Regions from separate parts of the Mus musculus genome. Here region 1 is linked to region 2. Evidence: chromatin loops called from intact Hi-C (ENCODE). Cell type or tissue: left cerebral cortex. All regions are shown on one strand.

Region 1 (8,000 bases), 820 kb before region 2:
TGTTTTTGTACCTGAGGGCTTGAGCAGACTCTGTGACCACTGGGTGGGAGATTGGGGGATGTGGCCCCACCCCTCTGCTAGGGGCCTCAGTGTCTTCATGCATGCTGCCTCTTATATGTGGTCCCCGTATGAAACACCAGTGTTTTGTGCCATGGCTAAGGAGCTGACCTGGGTGTGAGGGACTGACCCTGTGGTCTGCTAGGATGTGACTAAGAGGCTCTGAAGACAAGGAGGCCTCTGCCTTTGCCTTGGGGGCAAATGTGTGCCATTTTTTGTGCAAATGTTGTGGCTGCCACAAACTGTCCACTTGTCCCCTGGGGATGTACAGCATGCCCTTCCCTGCCCTCCCTGAGCCTTGGAAGCTGACCTGCCTACAGAGGTATTTAGCTGTACAGAGCCTCACATCTGAGGGGAAATGGAAGGTGCAAGAGCCTCCCGACAGCAGCACCTCTGAGAAGGTGGTCTGGCCCCAGGGTTCACTGAAGCAGCCTGGAGGACTGTGGGCAGACTGCTCTGGGTTGAAGCTTTCATGCAGGTTTCCTTTAGAGGCTGTTACATAGACTCAGTGACCAAACCTCTAGCCAAACCAAAAGGCTAGCCTAGCTTCACACCAACAGCAGCAGGCATGTGTGATGTGAACCTCAGCTGGGCTCATGGGCTGCATCTAGTAGAGTGTTCTTTGCTGGGGACCAGCCTCATGTGATTTGCTTCCTCCTCTCCCTGGGAGTCACAGCCTATGACAAAATTCTGTGACTTTGGCTCTGGCAGTTAGAAGAACTTCTGAGCCTTTAATACCCAGGGTGTGCTCTGGCCCTGTGTGGCTGGAAGAAATAGATTGTCAGTCTGTCCATTGAAGCTTTCCCTTTTTGTTCTCTTTTAGGATTCTGTGTCACTGAGACCTTCCATCCGATTTGAAGGAAGCCAAGGGGTGAGTGTTCCCTGTCCTGACACATATGAGCTATGGGAGAGGGAGGGCCTGACCATCTCTGAGTTGTTCCAAGCCAGGCTCCTACGCCCAGTGAAGGCCATGTGTGAGAGGAGGGTGGTCATCTGGAAGTAATCCTTGGGGTGCCCTCTCAAAGGTGGATGCCATTCCAAACCCGAGGTGTAAAGCACACCCACCCATCCTCACCACCTTGTGGATCTTGTGAGGGAGAGTTGTTCTTGCACTGAAAATCCTCCTGTCAGCCTCCTGAGTCGCTGGGTTGCTTGTCTGTGCCCAGTCCTATCTAAATAACTTTTTATTTGAAGTTGCTGCCTCACCACTGGCCTGTTCAGTGCCCTCTAGCCCATGAGATGAGGTGGCTGTGGTGCATTCCCTGTGTCTCTTAGGGCTCTGGGGCTATGTGCATGTCTGAGTGGGAAAAGTCATCTTGGCCACTGGCCCCTCCTGGGCATTGGCCATGGGGCTGCAGTCCCCAGGTCAGGCTGGGTGGGGCACTAGTGTTTCCATCTCTCTCCTGAGGGTGCCAAGATCCTACAGGTCAGCTCTTACATCTGCCTGTGAGCGGTAACCAGAAACATGGCATGCTTCAGCTGCCCACATAGCCTACAGTTGCTGGACCATGAAGCCCTAGGAAACACAGCCATTAAGGATAGCTTCATCCCTGTTTTACTCCAGGTTCTCTAGAGAACCAGAACCAATAGTGTATGCATAGACAAAAGGGATTTATTAGAATGTCTCTCAGGCTGTGGTGCAGCTGGTCCTCCAATGGCTGTCTGCTAGTGAAGACCCAACAGTCTAGCAGTTGTTCAGTCCATGAGACTGGATGTCTCAGCTTCTCCTTAGCAGGCACCATAATCCTGAAGAAGTAGGCTCTGATGCCAGTGAAGGAGCAGACTTGCTAGATAGAGCAGAGCAAGGGCAAGCAGGCAAAGTGTCCCTTCTCTCATGTCCTTCACCTAGGCTGCAGGCAGAGGGCCCAGGGTAAAGGTGGATTCTACCCACATCAGAGATCTGGGCTAAAAGTGCATCTTCCCACTTCAAATGACTCAATCAAGGAAAACCTTCCTTATAGGTGTACCCAAATACGTTGGTTTTAGTTAATTTTAGATGTAGTCAAGTTGGTGAGCAAGAATAGACATCACAGTCCCATAATCGTGGCCAATGAACAATGGGTTTATTCTACAAGAGTCGTACCAGCCTTGTCTTTTACCACTTCTGTGCTTTGGTCAGAGGCCACAGCTCATTTGTGTGTAGTGAGGGAACGGAACCCATAGCAGCAAGCCCCAGGCATTAGCCCTTAGTACAATACTACATCACTTGTCATCCTAGGCTGGCTCCAAACTCATGGTTCTTCTGCCTCAGCCTCCTTTAGAACATGCCACCTGTTAAGGGTCTTGATGTCACACACCACTGGGATGGATATCTGGTATCCTTTTGCCTCTGCAGTCAATATAGCCAGAGCCCAACTCTAGGAGCCTATGATGTTCAGCACAGACCTAGTGCATGCCACTTGATGATGGCCACCCAGGACCTTGGTGTCAGTAGAGTCCCAGAAGCAGTGCCTTGGCATGGGTCTCATACTCATACCCCAGGCCCCTGTAACATTTGCCTGTGTGCCCTGCTCCTTCATAGACCTTGAGCTGGACCATCCTTGGTCTCTGGCTGTATGGGCATTGAAGCTGCAGCCTCTAAGCAATAGTAACTACTGCCTGGCTGACCCTATGATGAACAATACTTGGTGTCTGTGGCTATGTAACATGGTTCAACCTGAGTGCACCACCCATGTTTGCAGCTGGTGAGGCAGGATGGTCAGAGACTGAGATGTTGTCCGAGTGTCTAGAGTCAGGGACTGTAGAAGGACTTGGATTGCCACTGGGCATGCCTGTTGTACTGTCTTTTAGGACAGTGTTTCTCAAATTTCCTAACACTACAGCCCTTTAATCCAGTTCCTCATGGTGTGGTGACCCCCAACCATAAAATTATTTCCGTTGCTACTTCATAACTGTGATAAATGGTAATGTAGCTATCTGTTTTCTGATGGTCCTAAGTGACCCCTTGTGAAAGAGTTGTTCCTCCTCCAAAGGTTATCAGGACCCACAAGCTGAGCAGACAGGGACCGCATAAGGAAGGATGTGGAAAATTCCAAAATGTTCAGGACCAGTGTTAGCTTAGTGGAGAGGCTGGGCAGGCTGCCCAAAGGGACAGTGTGGGGAGGGGAAGGAAGCCAAATCCCCCGTGTGTTCTCTGAGACCTGCTGAGATCAAGATTAGGCCAATGCAGACAGTGGGCGTCCCTGCAGCACTCTTGGGTGTGTAGGCTCCTGGGTGTGTCTTGAAGACCAAGGGCCACACAACCTCAAAAGCATTCCTTGTTTGCTTTTGTTTTGTTGGTCTCATACTCATACTCATAGTTGGTTTTCTTGAGACAGGGTTTCGCTGTGTACTCCCTGTGTCCTGGAACTCACTCTGTAGACCAGACTGGCTCAGAGATGCTCCTGCCTCTGCCTGCTGGGATTAAAGGCATGAGCCACCATGCCCTGCCCGGCAATGTGTTAATTTCTTTGAAACAGAATTCATGTGGTGGCTAGCCTTGTTAGCCCTGTTTGGTTTTTTAAGATTTAATTTCAGGGCAGGAAATATGTTCCAGCAGTTTAGAGCAGTAGCTGTTATTGCAGAGGACTCAACTTAGGTTCCCAGCACCTACATAGTGAGCAGCAGCGAGACTCATCCAGGGCACCCGTGCCCTCTCCTGAGCTCACGCACCAGCACACCTGTGATACACAGGCACACAGACAGGCAAAGCACTGGTGCCCAGAAAATAAATCATTTAAATTTTACTTTTTTCTTTTTGTTTTTGTTTTGTTTTTAATTTGGAGATCTCACTGAATTATTATGGCAGGCCTTGAATTTTTTTTTTTTTTTTTGAGACAGGGTTTCTCCCTGGCTGTCCTGGAACTCACTCTGTAGACCAGGCTGGTCTCAGAGATCTGCCAGCCTCCGCCTCCCACGTGCTAGGATTAAAGGTGTGCGTCACCACGCCCAGCCAAATTTTTTCTTTTTAAAAATAGTTATTTTTGTGTCCGGTCTCTGGAACTGAAGTTACAGATGGTTTTGAGCCATCCTGTGGTTGCTGGAAATGGAACATAGGTCCTCTGAGCCATCTCTCCAACCCTAAAGTGTGTGTGTGTGTGTGTGTGTGTGTGTGTGTGTGTGTGTGTGTGTGTGTGTGTGTTGTGTGTGTGTTGTGTGTGTTGTGTGTGTATGTGTGTTGTGTGTGGTGTGTGTGTGTGTGTGTGTTGTGTGTGTTGTGTGTGTGTGTGTGTGTGTGTGTGTTTTGTTTTAGTTATTGTTGTTGAGACAGGGTTCCTCTGTGCAGTCCTGCCTGTTCTGGATCAATACACCAGACTGGCCTCAAACTCAACAGAGATCCTCTAGCCTTTGCCTCTGGAGTGCTAGGATTAAAGATGTTTATCACCACCCCCTAGTTTATTTCTTATTTTTAATTGTGAGTATATGTCTTGGGAGAGGTGGTTGTTCACAAGCTGAGTCCAGAAAAGGGTGTTGGATCCTCTGGACCTGGAGGTACAGGCGCATGTGAGCTGCCATATAGGTGCTCAGAACTGAACTTGGATGCTCTGTAAGAGCAGTGAGTGCTCTCACCTTCTGAGCCATGTGCCCAGCCTTACTGCTTCTTGTTTTAAACTAAGAAATACTGCTTAAAACACTTCTCAACTGTTCCCTGCCCCACCTTAGTTCCCATGGAAGACCCCTTCCCTTCCCACAGGTCATCTTGAACCAGGATTACAGTGAAAGCTAAAAGGGCTCTGTGTGAGGCCAGTGCCCCTGGTAACCACACCCCAGAGCAGCAGGGTGGCCCCCAGGCCTGGGTCCTCAGACCACCCACACTCCTCAGACAACCTAGAGCCAAGCTGTCACTGGGGCTGGAAGCAATCCACAGGACAACTGGAACCCTACCTAGAAGTGGCAACTGCATTGCCTGCCATCCTAGACATGAGCAGGCCCTGAGCCACACCATCAGGTTATGCTGCCACTACCCACTGGACAACTGAAACATTCACCATGGCAAATCCTGCTCCCTTTGAACCCTGGCCCTGAGTAGCTCCCCTACCTGTCACCTCCACTGTGGCCTAGATGATATGGCGTCAGCACCCTGTATGCCCTGTCCCTAGCGGTACAAAGCTACCTTTCTAAGCCTCAGTCAGAGCCCCCAACAGTGAGTGGTACATGGTGCCCTGCCTGAGCCTGTGTGAGATCTTTTGTAGAGCCCAGGTGTCCACCCAGATCAGGACATTAGCAAGGAGTCTAACTGTCACTGGGTGTGACAGTAGCCACATGTATCTCAGGGCTTGTGTCAAGGGAGTGTCAACTCCAACCCAAGCCTGAAATATATGCCAGAGTCAGGTGGCATGGAGGCTCCACATGCTGGGCATACTCAGAAACTCCTTGCAGTTCCTGCGCCCATAGCCAGGTGCCTGCTTCCTGATGCCAATTAGCCCAGCAAAGTGCTAAAGCCATACCGGGAAGGACAGTCAGGACCTTAGTAGGTAGAATGAATCTGAATGGCATTGCCTTCACGGCTTCTTGCAGGCTGCAGTGTGTGTATGTGTGTGTGCATGTCTGTGCTATGTGCCTGTGATTGGTGTGTGTGTACACCTTACTCCTGGGTGAGGTTTGAGAGGCAGGCTAGGGTCTGACTTATTAGATCCTGGGTGCACACACACACACACACACACACACACACACACACACACACACACACACACACACACACTTTAGGGTTGGAGAGATGGCTCAGAGGACTTATTAGATCCTGGGTGCAGACCACCCTGTCCCTTTCTAGAGCTGATGAAAGCATCTGGGGCTGAAGTTGGGTTCAGTGGGTAGACACTTGTCTTGCAGCATTCCTGAGATCTCTGAGCTTCATCCCCAGTGCCAAGCAAACCAGATGTGGTACACATGTGTCATCCCAAACCTGAAGAAGCGGACTCAGGACAAACAGGAGTTCAAGGTTAACCTAGGCCACATTGTTGAGTTTGAGTTCTGGGTAGGCTAGGGACCCTATCTCAAAAGACAAACACATTTAAGCTAGGAGGTGGTAGTGGATCCTAGTACTGGAGAGGCAGAGGCAGGTGGATTTCTATTAGCTTGATGCCAACCAGGCCTACAGAGAGTTCCAGGACAGACAAGACTACACAAAGACCCCCTGTCTCACAACACACACACACATGCACCACATGCATTTGCATTAAGGCAGACATAGGTGGTGGGGACCTTTCCCATTTGGTATGGAGGCTGTGCAGACATAGGGTGGGGTGTACTGTGTCTGTAGGCATGTTAGGCTAGAAAGGCTACAAGCTGTCCTGGTGGCTGCTCTTGCTGCTGGATGAGCTTTACCTGCATGGATGTTCCAGATGTTCCAGTGCAGGTACACTGGCCAGGCAGAAAGCCTGAGTGGCATATAGCCCCAAATAATGGTGTCTCCAGAGCCCAGTGGCTGGGCTGAGCTCTTTTTTTTTTTTTTTAATTTATTTATTTATTATATGTAAGTACACTGTAGCTGTCCTCAGACACTCCAGAAGAGGGAGTCAGATCTCGTTAGGGATGGTTGTGAGCCACCATGTGGTTGCTGGGATTTGAACTCCTGACCTTCGGAAGAGCAGTCGGGTGCTCTTACCCACTGAGCCATCTCACCAGCTCCCTGGGCTGAGCTCTTATGTTGCTTAAGTGACCATCTTGTCCTTTTATGCCAGAAGGTGCCAAAGAGGAAGGTGCCCATGTGTCCCTACTATGCAGGTTGCATGTTGTAACCAGTGCTTGGCATCTGTGAGTGTGGCTTGTACTGCAGCTTCCCCATGCCAAGAACCGCAGTGACACCTCTCTCCCTACAGCACATCTCTATACCCCAGCCTGACTGCCCAGAGGAGGTGCGGGCCTTCTCCTTCTACCTCTCCAATATTGGCCGCGACAGCCCTCAGGGCAGCTTTGATTGCATCCAACAATATGTATCCAGGTAAGTCTACCTGCCCTCAGGCCCCCAGGGACCCCAAAACTACCACAGCTAGACTGCTGCCTCTCTTCCGGTGTAGGTTGGCATGGCGTGGCTCGAGAAACACCCTAATGGCAAAACTTCCTCTTGTTTTACAGCTATGGGGATGTACACCTGGACTGCCTGGGCAGCATCCAGGACAAGGTCACGGTGTGTGCTACTGATGACTCCTACCAGAAAGCACGACAGAGCATGGCACAGGCAGAGGAGGAGACTCGGAGCCGAAGTGCCATCGTCATTAAGGCTGGAGGCCGATACATGGGTGAGTGGCAAGCAGCAGGCTGGATCAGAGGTAGCTGGAGCAGAAGCTTGGGCACGTGCTCCCTAGGCAGGGGATATCTGTCCAGCCTCAAAGGGCGGGAGGCTGGGGGCTGTGGCTGCAGGTGCCATGGGAGCCCCAAGTGAGACAGAGCCCTGAGTGAGCCACCCTCTCGCAGCTCTTGGCCTTGCTGATCTTCATCAGAGAGGTACAGAGGTATGGGTAGGTCAAGGCCCTGCTTAGTTGTTCTCCAGCTCTTCCTAGCTATTCCTTCATAGGCCACTGTGGCCACAACTGCAGACTGGAAGGTGAGTGAACACTGGTAACATGGGGTCAGTCCATTAATCAAGTGTTCCCAGGGAAGGAAACGGGCCTGTCTTATCTTTATGAGGTTTTTAATTTTTTTTTTAAAGATTTATTTATTTATTATATGTAAGTACACTGTAGTTGTCTTCAGATACACCAGAAGAGGGCATCAGATCTCATTACGGGTGGTTGTGAGCCACCATGTGGTTGCTGGGATTTGAACTTCAGACCTTCGGAAGAGCAGTCGGGTGCTCTTACCCACTGAGCCATCTCACCAGCCCTTAATTTTTTTTTTTTTTTGATAGTGTGTATATGTGTGTATATTCTCTCTCTCTCTCTCTCTCTCTCTCTCTCTCTCTCTCTCTCTCTCTCTCTCTCTCCCTCTCTCCCTCCCCCGCCCCCGCCATCTCTCTCTTTCTTTTT
Region 2 (8,000 bases):
CTCCCAAGTAGTTGAGATTTCAAGTGTGCCCACTACATTCAGGAGAATTCATTTTTGTTGTTGTGAGAAGTCTCTGAAAGCTGTGCTAAGCCACGCCCCTAGCCCCTCATTGGAGGATTCTAGGCTGTCACTCTACCCCCCCCAGTCACGCCCACAGCCCTGACTGGAGGATTCTGTATCCCTACTTGTCCTAGTTTTGTTTTGAGACATTTGCCTATCTCGTCAAAGCTAGTGTTAAACTGTGATCCTCTCATCTGAGCCTCTGAAGTCCTTATCATTACAGGCTTGTCCCACCATATCTGGGTTTAACATCACCCATAATCTGTAGGTTTCTGGTCACCTCCACTAAACGCCCCGGGCCACTTCACCCCTCCTCCACCTTCAGGATTATGGTCCACCGCCAGACTGTTCCGCTCACAGTCATCAGATGGCACAAGTGAACGCCTGCAGCAGGTCAGTTCCCCTCAGAATCCACCACACACCAGAGCACACTAGCTTTCAACACCCTGCATACTGTGGCCTTCCCCCACGCGCCTTCATCTCTCCCACTCTGTTCCAGCCACAGTGATCTCAGGATCTGTGGTGGTTCGTGTGAACTTGACATCAACTGGAATCATTTTGGAAGAGGGACCACAATTGAGAAAATGCTCCCCGAAATGGACCTGTGGACACTTTTCTGATTGACAATTGATGGGGAGGGAGGGGCCAGCCCATTGTGGGTGGTGCCATCCCTGGGCTGTTGGTCCTGGTTCTATAAGAAAGCAGGCTGAGCAAGCCATAGGGAGCAAGCCAGTAAGCAGCATCCCTCCATGCCTTGAGGTTCCTGCCCGAGCTTCCCTCAGTGATGGAGTGTGGCCTGAGAGTCTTAAGATGAAATAAATCTCTTCCTCCCCAGTTGCTTTTGGTTGAGGTGTTTTATTACAGCAATAGAAACCCTAAAATAAGTCTGGCATAGCTCACACCTTTAATCCCAGCACTGGGAAAGCAGAGGCAGGTGGATCTCTGTGATTTTGAGGCCACCCTAGTCTACCCTAGTAAGTTCAGGACAGCCAGGGCTCTGTTACACAGAGAAATTCTGTATCCGAAAAAACGAAAAATAAAAAACACCCCCCAAGACAGGATTAGTGTGTGTGTTTGTGTGTGTGTGTAGTGCAACTGACATAGGTAGGGTCTGTAATCCAGGCTAGCCTTGGACTCAGTCTACAGCTGAGAACAAAGTTGGTCTTAGCCAGGGCTCACCTGAGTGGAGACTGTCCCTCTTGGACTTCCTGAGTGTTAAGATCATGGGGTGCAGCCTGCCTGTCTTCCTTGCTCTCCCTCTCACTGTGCTGTCTCTGTTGGTCACTTCCTTGGCACATCTGTCACTGTTCCACATCAGTGTGTCTGCTCCCAAGGCTGGATCTGCCTCTTCCCCAGTCACCAGCTTACCTGTCTCTGCAGAGTCTCCTTCTCTGCCTGGGCGTCCTGCAGTGAAGCCTGAGTGCATGCCAGCTCATCCTCCCGGTTGCACAGGGCTAGCCGCAGCCAGGCGTTCCTCTCTATGAGGCGAGCAGCCTCCTGCTGTCCAGGTCCTGCGTCTTCTTTCTCATCACCAAAGGGCCCCGGAGCCCCCTGGTCTCTGTCTTCTGCTTCCACTGACTTTGGAAAGCTTAGCGAGTGGTGGCGCAAGGCAGCTACAACTGCCTCAAGGGAGCTCAGCCTGCACTGCAAGGTCTCATACACACTGGGTACTGATATCTCAGCAGGGCCACTATCCAGGGGGGCTTCTTGCAGGACCTGGTGGGCTTCCACCTCAGGCTCGCACTGTTCTTCTGGGCTCAAGGATAGAACCGCATGGGATCCCACATCACAACCCTCCTTGATCCTGTGAAGATAGTGGGGGAACCCCAGCCACCTGAGGCTCAGAAGAGACCTGGAGGGCTAACCCTAGGGTCGCTAGGAAGGTAGAGTAGGGAATGAGCGGCATGGCTGGAGGATAAACAGGAAGAGGAGAGAGGCAGGCAGCAGAGGCAATGGGCAGGTGAGTGGCAGGAGGCAGCTTTGTGCAGGGGGGGTGTTGGGGTGTTGGGCTAGAATATAGGGTACATACTAAATGCATCCTACCAGTTCCTTGGGCTCTGAAGGCCAGGACCAAGGTATTCCTGATGCAGCTCAGGTTTAGTCTCGAAGCGTCCATTGTTGGCATCTACTTCCTCTGAGCTCTCAGCTACAGGGTCTAGCTCCCCCTGTGAATGAACCCCGTTTCCCCCCAACACACACACACAGTCTCTTGGCCATCATATCCAGCTCCACCTGTGGAGGACTCCCCTACACCACCACGGGCTCTGAGCCTAGCAGGCCTGGGTTCCCAGGATCCATGGGACTGAGTGTGGCAGGAAGAGGGGCACACTTACAGGCAGAGGATGCCTCCCTCGACGGCTTCGGGGCCGTGTGGCCCGGGCACTCATTGCCTCTGTCACTACAGTCTGCTTTCAGTTCTTGCCTTCGTCACCTTAGAATCCTTGTTTTTTGTTTTTTTGTTTCCTGTAGGATTTTTGGGGTGTCTACTCCGATTGACACATTTAAATATTCATATACCTCTCCAATAGTGCCCACTAACTATCTACTTGTTCCTTACTCCCCCATCCCCCATCTCTACTGGGCATTCTTCTCCCCTCAGCTGTCTGAAGGCGTTTCTCTTATCTGTGCCCCACCCCCCATAGAAGCATTGGGTAGGGACCCTAAAATCCTCTTTCTTCCTACGGCTCTTAGCATCAAACTCCCTCACCCTGGGGGTTGACCCTGCTGCGCTCTTCTCTGCTTCTCCAGAGCACCTTGGGAAAGGCCTGAGATCCAGGGCATATCTCAAGCCATTCTGGCCACTGGCTACTGAGGCTGCGATAGCCAAAAGTGGCCCGGGAGGGGCTGGGAAACAGGAAGCCCCCCTACCCTGATCACATGGACAGTTATTGTTTCGTTTCCTTCTCCAGGATGCCGGCTTCCTCCAGAACGGGAGGAGGATGGAGGACCAGGACCTTTGTCCCGCTCTAAAGATATCAGTATCCCCTTACCCGAGGCCAAACCTTCCATTTTCATTTTGGATTTTTTGTGTCCCCTGTTCACCAGGACTCGCTCTAATGTGAAGGTCTTTGTGTGTGTGTGTGTGTGTGTGTGTGTGTGTGTGTGTGTGTGTGTGTGTTTCTAAAACCAAAAAAAAACCAAAACTGTAGGAGTTGGCTTCAGCATTTGCACAGCTTTTATTTTTCATTACTTTGCTTTACTCATCTTTGTCTGTGGTGGTCCTACTTGTCTCCGAGATCGAACTCAGGCCCCTCAGGATTGGTGGCAAGAGCCTGCACCTGCTCAGTAGCCCACAACGTTTCTCTTCAATGAGTCTGAACTGCTGCATCAGGCGGTTGGAGGCACTGGCAACAATAAGCTTGTCCACAGTGTGTCTGCTGCCTTCTTTACTTTTTCTTTACATTTTAGTTTTTATACAGCGTCTCATTTAGCCCAGCCTGGTCTAAACGCCCGATCTTCGTCTCCGGGTCTCTGGAGTGTTGGGATGACAGGTGTGCACCACCAGTCCTCATCAAGGTACTAGTGAATGAATGCCAACCTAAGTTACATAAGTAACTGAGAAGGCCTTTGGCAAGTCCAAGCCAAGTCCTACCCCGTCAATCATCAAACGGCCCCGCCCAGCTCAGGCTTCTGTCCTATTTCAGCAGAAGCCTTGAGAACCATAGCGTGATTAAACCGGAACTACAAATTACGCCCAATTTTGCTTCTATCCACCACAGATCACACCCACTCCCAGTATTACCCATCTTCAGCCCCATTCCAGCCACTCCAAGCCACACCCCCAGAACGCCTCAGCCTATCAGCTTCCATGTCCCGAGGGCCACTGAACTACATTTCCCAGAAGGTGTCTCGGCAGCGCCGCACAAACTTCCGGCCAGGAAGATGGCGGCTTCCTAGAGTCCTGATTGACTGGCCGCGGTGCCCAGGCTACAGAGTGGAACCTGCGGCACTGTGAACGCGCGTGAGCTTTGTGTCGCCGTGGTCTAACTTCGACCCGGATTGCTGTAGCTCCAGGTTCGTTCTTCTTGAGGACTTAGGGGTGGGGGATTCGAGGTCCCGAGATGCCACCCCTAAAACCGCGCATCCATCGCAGGGTCACTTGGGCTTCCTGTGTTTCCCTAGGGACCGGACCGGCGCCGCCTCAGGGGAAAAGTAGTTTTGGGAAACTTCAACTGTATCTTTTCGGCTCCACAAACCAAGTCTCCCAGGTGTGGGAGCCACTGGAGGCCTTAATGGGTCGAATACCCAGTGACCAGGCAACTGGGGTGTTCGTCCTGTGTAAACAGCGGAAAGCTAAGGATGAACAGCAGTTCAGTTGGAACAGTGCTTGTGGCTCAGTTGGTAAAGAGTTTGCCTAGCTTGCATGAGGCCCTGGGTATCCGTCCCTAGCACCACCTAAACTATGTGCGGCGGTGTACTCCGGCACTTGGAAGGTGAATACAGAAGTACCCGGCCATTATAAGCCGTATAGTTTTAGAGTTAGAGTGCAGCCTGGGCCACATGGAGCTGTCACAAACAAAAAAGAAAACGAAAAAACTTACTTCACCTGAGGGTGGTTTCTGGACACACTGTCTTATGGTAGCATTCTGTAGCCCTCAGAGACTCCTGTGCGTAAGGGGCTCGTGCCCATCTTCTGTCTTCCTAGTAACCATTGTCTTTACAAACTCTTAAGGCAGGATCCTGGCTTCCACTATCCCCCCTTCATCTAACCACTCGGGAACCATGGAGGTGGCAGAGGCGAACAGCCCCACGGAGGAGGAGGAAGAGGAGGAAGAAGAAGGAGAGGAGACGATATCAGAGCCCAGGCCTCACACTCGATCCAATCCAGAGGGGGCTGAGGACCGGGCCCTGGGAGCTCAAGCCAGTGTGGGCAGCCGCAGCGAGGGCGAGGGTGAGGCAGCCACTGCAGATGGCGGGGCAGCCAGTGTCCCAGGAGCCGGGCCTAAGCCCTGGCAAGTACCAGCATCAGCATCTGAGGTCCAGATTCGAACACCAAGGGTCAACTGTCCAGAGAAGGTGGTATGTGAGGGTCTTGGCTGGAGATGTAGGGGATGGAGACCCTCAGACAGGCCACTCCTCTAAATTGCTGCCTCAGTTTTCTATAGGTTCCATGAACATCACACACTTGGTAGCTTAAACGTCACTGAATTTAGATTCTTGTTTTTATTTATTTATTTATTTATTTATTTATTTATTTATTTATTTTTATTTTGTGGCACCTGGACTTCCATTTGTGCTATAGCCATTCCCCCTCCATTCTAGGCAGAGGCTCCACCCCTGAGCCCTTTTTGAGCTCTGCTGGCTAGGACCCACCCAATCTGTAATAACTGTAATGGCTGTAGTCTGGTTTGGTCCTGTACTCTCTTTCTTCTCTTTATGTTTCAGATCATCTGTCTGGATCTTTCGGAGGAGATGTCTGTGCCAAAGCTGGAGTCCTTTAATGGGTACTGTGGCATTGAGTTTGGACATAGGCAGCTCAGAATGCATAGGGTCATTCCTCCACCCAGTAGGATTCAGGTGTTCGTGACACTGACACTTCCAAGGCTGTGTCCATATGTATGACACTCTTAGGAGCCAACCCTAGCTGGCCTCAAGGTGATGGGCTAGGCCACTGTCTAGCTCGTGAAGCTTTGTGTGTACCCCTGGCAGCCTGGGGTATCAGGTGTTACATCTGGACTGGCCTTGGCTCAGGAGCCAGTGGCACACACTTGCCATTATAGCGCTGATGGAGGCAGAGATGGAGGCATCAGGAGTTCAGGGTCCACCTTTGCAATGCAGCTTGTGCTCTAGAGTGTGTTTGAGGCTAGCCTACACTACACAGTGAGTTTGAGGCTAACCTGGTGTATATTGGTGTTCTATATATGAGTGAGACATATTAGAGTGGCTCTCAGGCTGTGGTGCAGCTGGTCCTCCAATGACTGTCTGCCAGCGGAAGACCCAACAGTCCAGCAGTTGTTCAGTCCATGAGACTGGATGTCTCAGCTTCTCCTTAGCAGGCACCATAATCATGAAGAAGTAGGCTCTGATGCCAGTGAAGGAGCAAACTTGCTAAATAGAGCAGAGCAAGGGCAAGCAAGCAAAGTGTCCCTTCTCTCATGTCCTTCACCTAGGCTGCAGGCAGAGGGCCCAGGGTAAAGGTGGATTCTACCCACATCAGAGATCTGGGCTAAAAGTGCATCTTCCCACTTCAAATGATTTAATTAAGAAAAAAATCCCTCTGGGCAGTGGTGGCGCACGCCTTTAATCCCAGCACTTGGGAGGCAGAGGCAGGTGGATCTCTGAGTTCAAGGCCAGCCTGGTCTACAAAGTGAGTTTCAGGACAGCCAGGGCTACACAGAGAAACCCTGTCTCGAAAAAGAAAAAGAAAAAGAAAAAAAAAAAAATCCCTCACAGGTGTGCCCAGCCACTTGGGTTTTAGTTAATGCCAGATGTTGTCTAGTTGGCAACCAACACTGTCACACCTGGCTTTCGGCACCCTGCTGATATTATCTGACCTCTGTCATCTGACCTCCCTCTCAGCTCTAGGACAAACGCCCTGAATGTGTCTCAGAAGATGGTTGAGATGTTTGTTCGCACAAAGCACAAGATTGACAAGAGCCACGAATTTGCACTGGTTGTAGTGAATGACGACTCCGCCTGGGTAAGGGGGGTGGGGGGGAACACAGGGACTCTGGTGGACCTCAGGACTGGGACCCAGCACCAAAGTCTTGACTTTCCCATAGCTGTCTGGCCTGACCTCTGACCCACGTGAGCTCTGCAGCTGCCTGTATGACCTGGAGACGGCGTCCTGCTCCACCTTCAGTATCCTTGTCACTGTCCCCAGCCCTACTTCAGTGACGATGCAGTGGGGCCTCAGTAGTACTGTGGGATCCCTGCAACACACAGCCCAAGTTGTGCAGCCAATCCCCAAAAAATACAAACCCGGGAATCAGTGTTTTCCTTGAGAGTAACACTACAGAGCTTCAGAACCATGCCTTCAACTCCCCCCTCCAACTCGCCTCTCTCCCTTCTTCCACCTCCCCCCTTTCCCCCCCCCGCCTCTCCTCCCTGTCTCCCCTTCCCCTGCCTCTCTCTCATGTTTATGAGTGCTATATCTGCATATATGTACCAGAGTCATCAGGTCCAAGTATAGATGGTTGTGAACCTTCATATGGTTGCTGAGAATTGAACTCAGGACTGTGGAAGAGCAGTCAGTGTTCTTAGCCACTGAGCCATGTCTCTAGCACTGCCCTATAATTCTTTCATTTTTTTTTTAAAGATTTTATTTATTTATTTTTTTATATATATGATGAGTACGCTGTTCAGAGACACCAGAAGAAGGCCCCAGATCCCATTACAGATGGTTGTGAGCCACCATGTGGTTGCTGGGAATTGAACTCAGGACCTCTGGAAGAGCAGTCAATGCTCTTACCGCTGAGCCATCTCTCCAGCCCAATTCTTTCATTTTCAATATTTATTGATTGAGATAGGATCTCTCTCATTATACAGCTGTCTTGGAACTTACCCTGGACCAGGCTAGCTTCAAATTCACAGAGCTCAACTTGCCTCTGCCTTCCAAGTGCTGGGGTTAAAGTCATGTGCCACCACCCGACATCAAATATGTAATTAATATATTTTTGAGATTATTTCTCCTGTAGCTGAGGCTGGTCTTGAGTTCACAGTGTAACTAAGGATGAATGGCCTTGAGCCTCTGGTCTGTCTGCTTCCACCTCCTACAGTGTTGGCATGAGGGTGTGTTGAGCACACTGAGTAGCTACATGCGTGCTGAGCAAGTGCTCTAGTGACTGAGCCCAAGTCCCAGCAAACTGGGATCACAAATGGAGTATTCCATGTGTGGCATTCTAGGTGGAGTCACATTCAAAACCCACCACAGGGAGGTGCTGGGGTACAGGAGTGTCAGCCCAGAGCTGAGGCAAGAGGGTTAGAAGTTCCAAGCCAGC

What was found. Hi-C counts contacts between places; a loop is a spot of excess contacts. Peaks named below come from ENCODE experiments on the same cell type or tissue, not always from the same donor. Only the 100,000 strongest peaks of a DNase experiment are listed, where the experiment ranks them.
Region 1: a loop joins it to region 2, with 10 times the contacts of the local background. A loop is called at or near these places in 4 of 42 quality-filtered maps.

The regions. Positions count from the first base shown.
Region 1 is chr8:70,571,983-70,579,982 of GRCm38, forward strand. It overlaps Ell (elongation factor RNA polymerase II), which reads left to right. Exons shown (of 12, transcript NM_007924.2): 2 at 881-928; 3 at 6,855-6,976; 4 at 7,111-7,274. Among named protein-coding and RNA genes, the nearest start is that of Isyna1, 18 kb to the right of the region's middle. In left cerebral cortex, no CTCF peak of the experiment used is centred here; a DNase peak (open chromatin) is centred at 3,171; H3K27ac peaks cover 1,354 bases.
Region 2 is chr8:71,392,947-71,400,946 of GRCm38, forward strand. Ushbp1 (USH1 protein network component harmonin binding protein 1) reads right to left here and starts at 2,855. Exons shown (of 13, transcript NM_181418.3): 1 at 2,768-2,855; 2 at 2,394-2,523; 3 at 2,104-2,225; 4 at 1,429-1,864. The coding sequence starts at 2,447. Babam1 (BRISC and BRCA1 A complex member 1) reads left to right here and starts at 3,909. Exons shown (of 9, transcript NM_026636.2): 1 at 3,909-4,074; 2 at 4,733-5,079; 3 at 5,446-5,504; 4 at 6,580-6,700; 5 at 6,783-6,861. The coding sequence starts at 4,783. In left cerebral cortex, no CTCF peak of the experiment used is centred here; DNase peaks (open chromatin) are centred at 83 and 3,837; H3K4me3 peaks cover 2,856 bases; H3K27ac peaks cover 2,042 bases.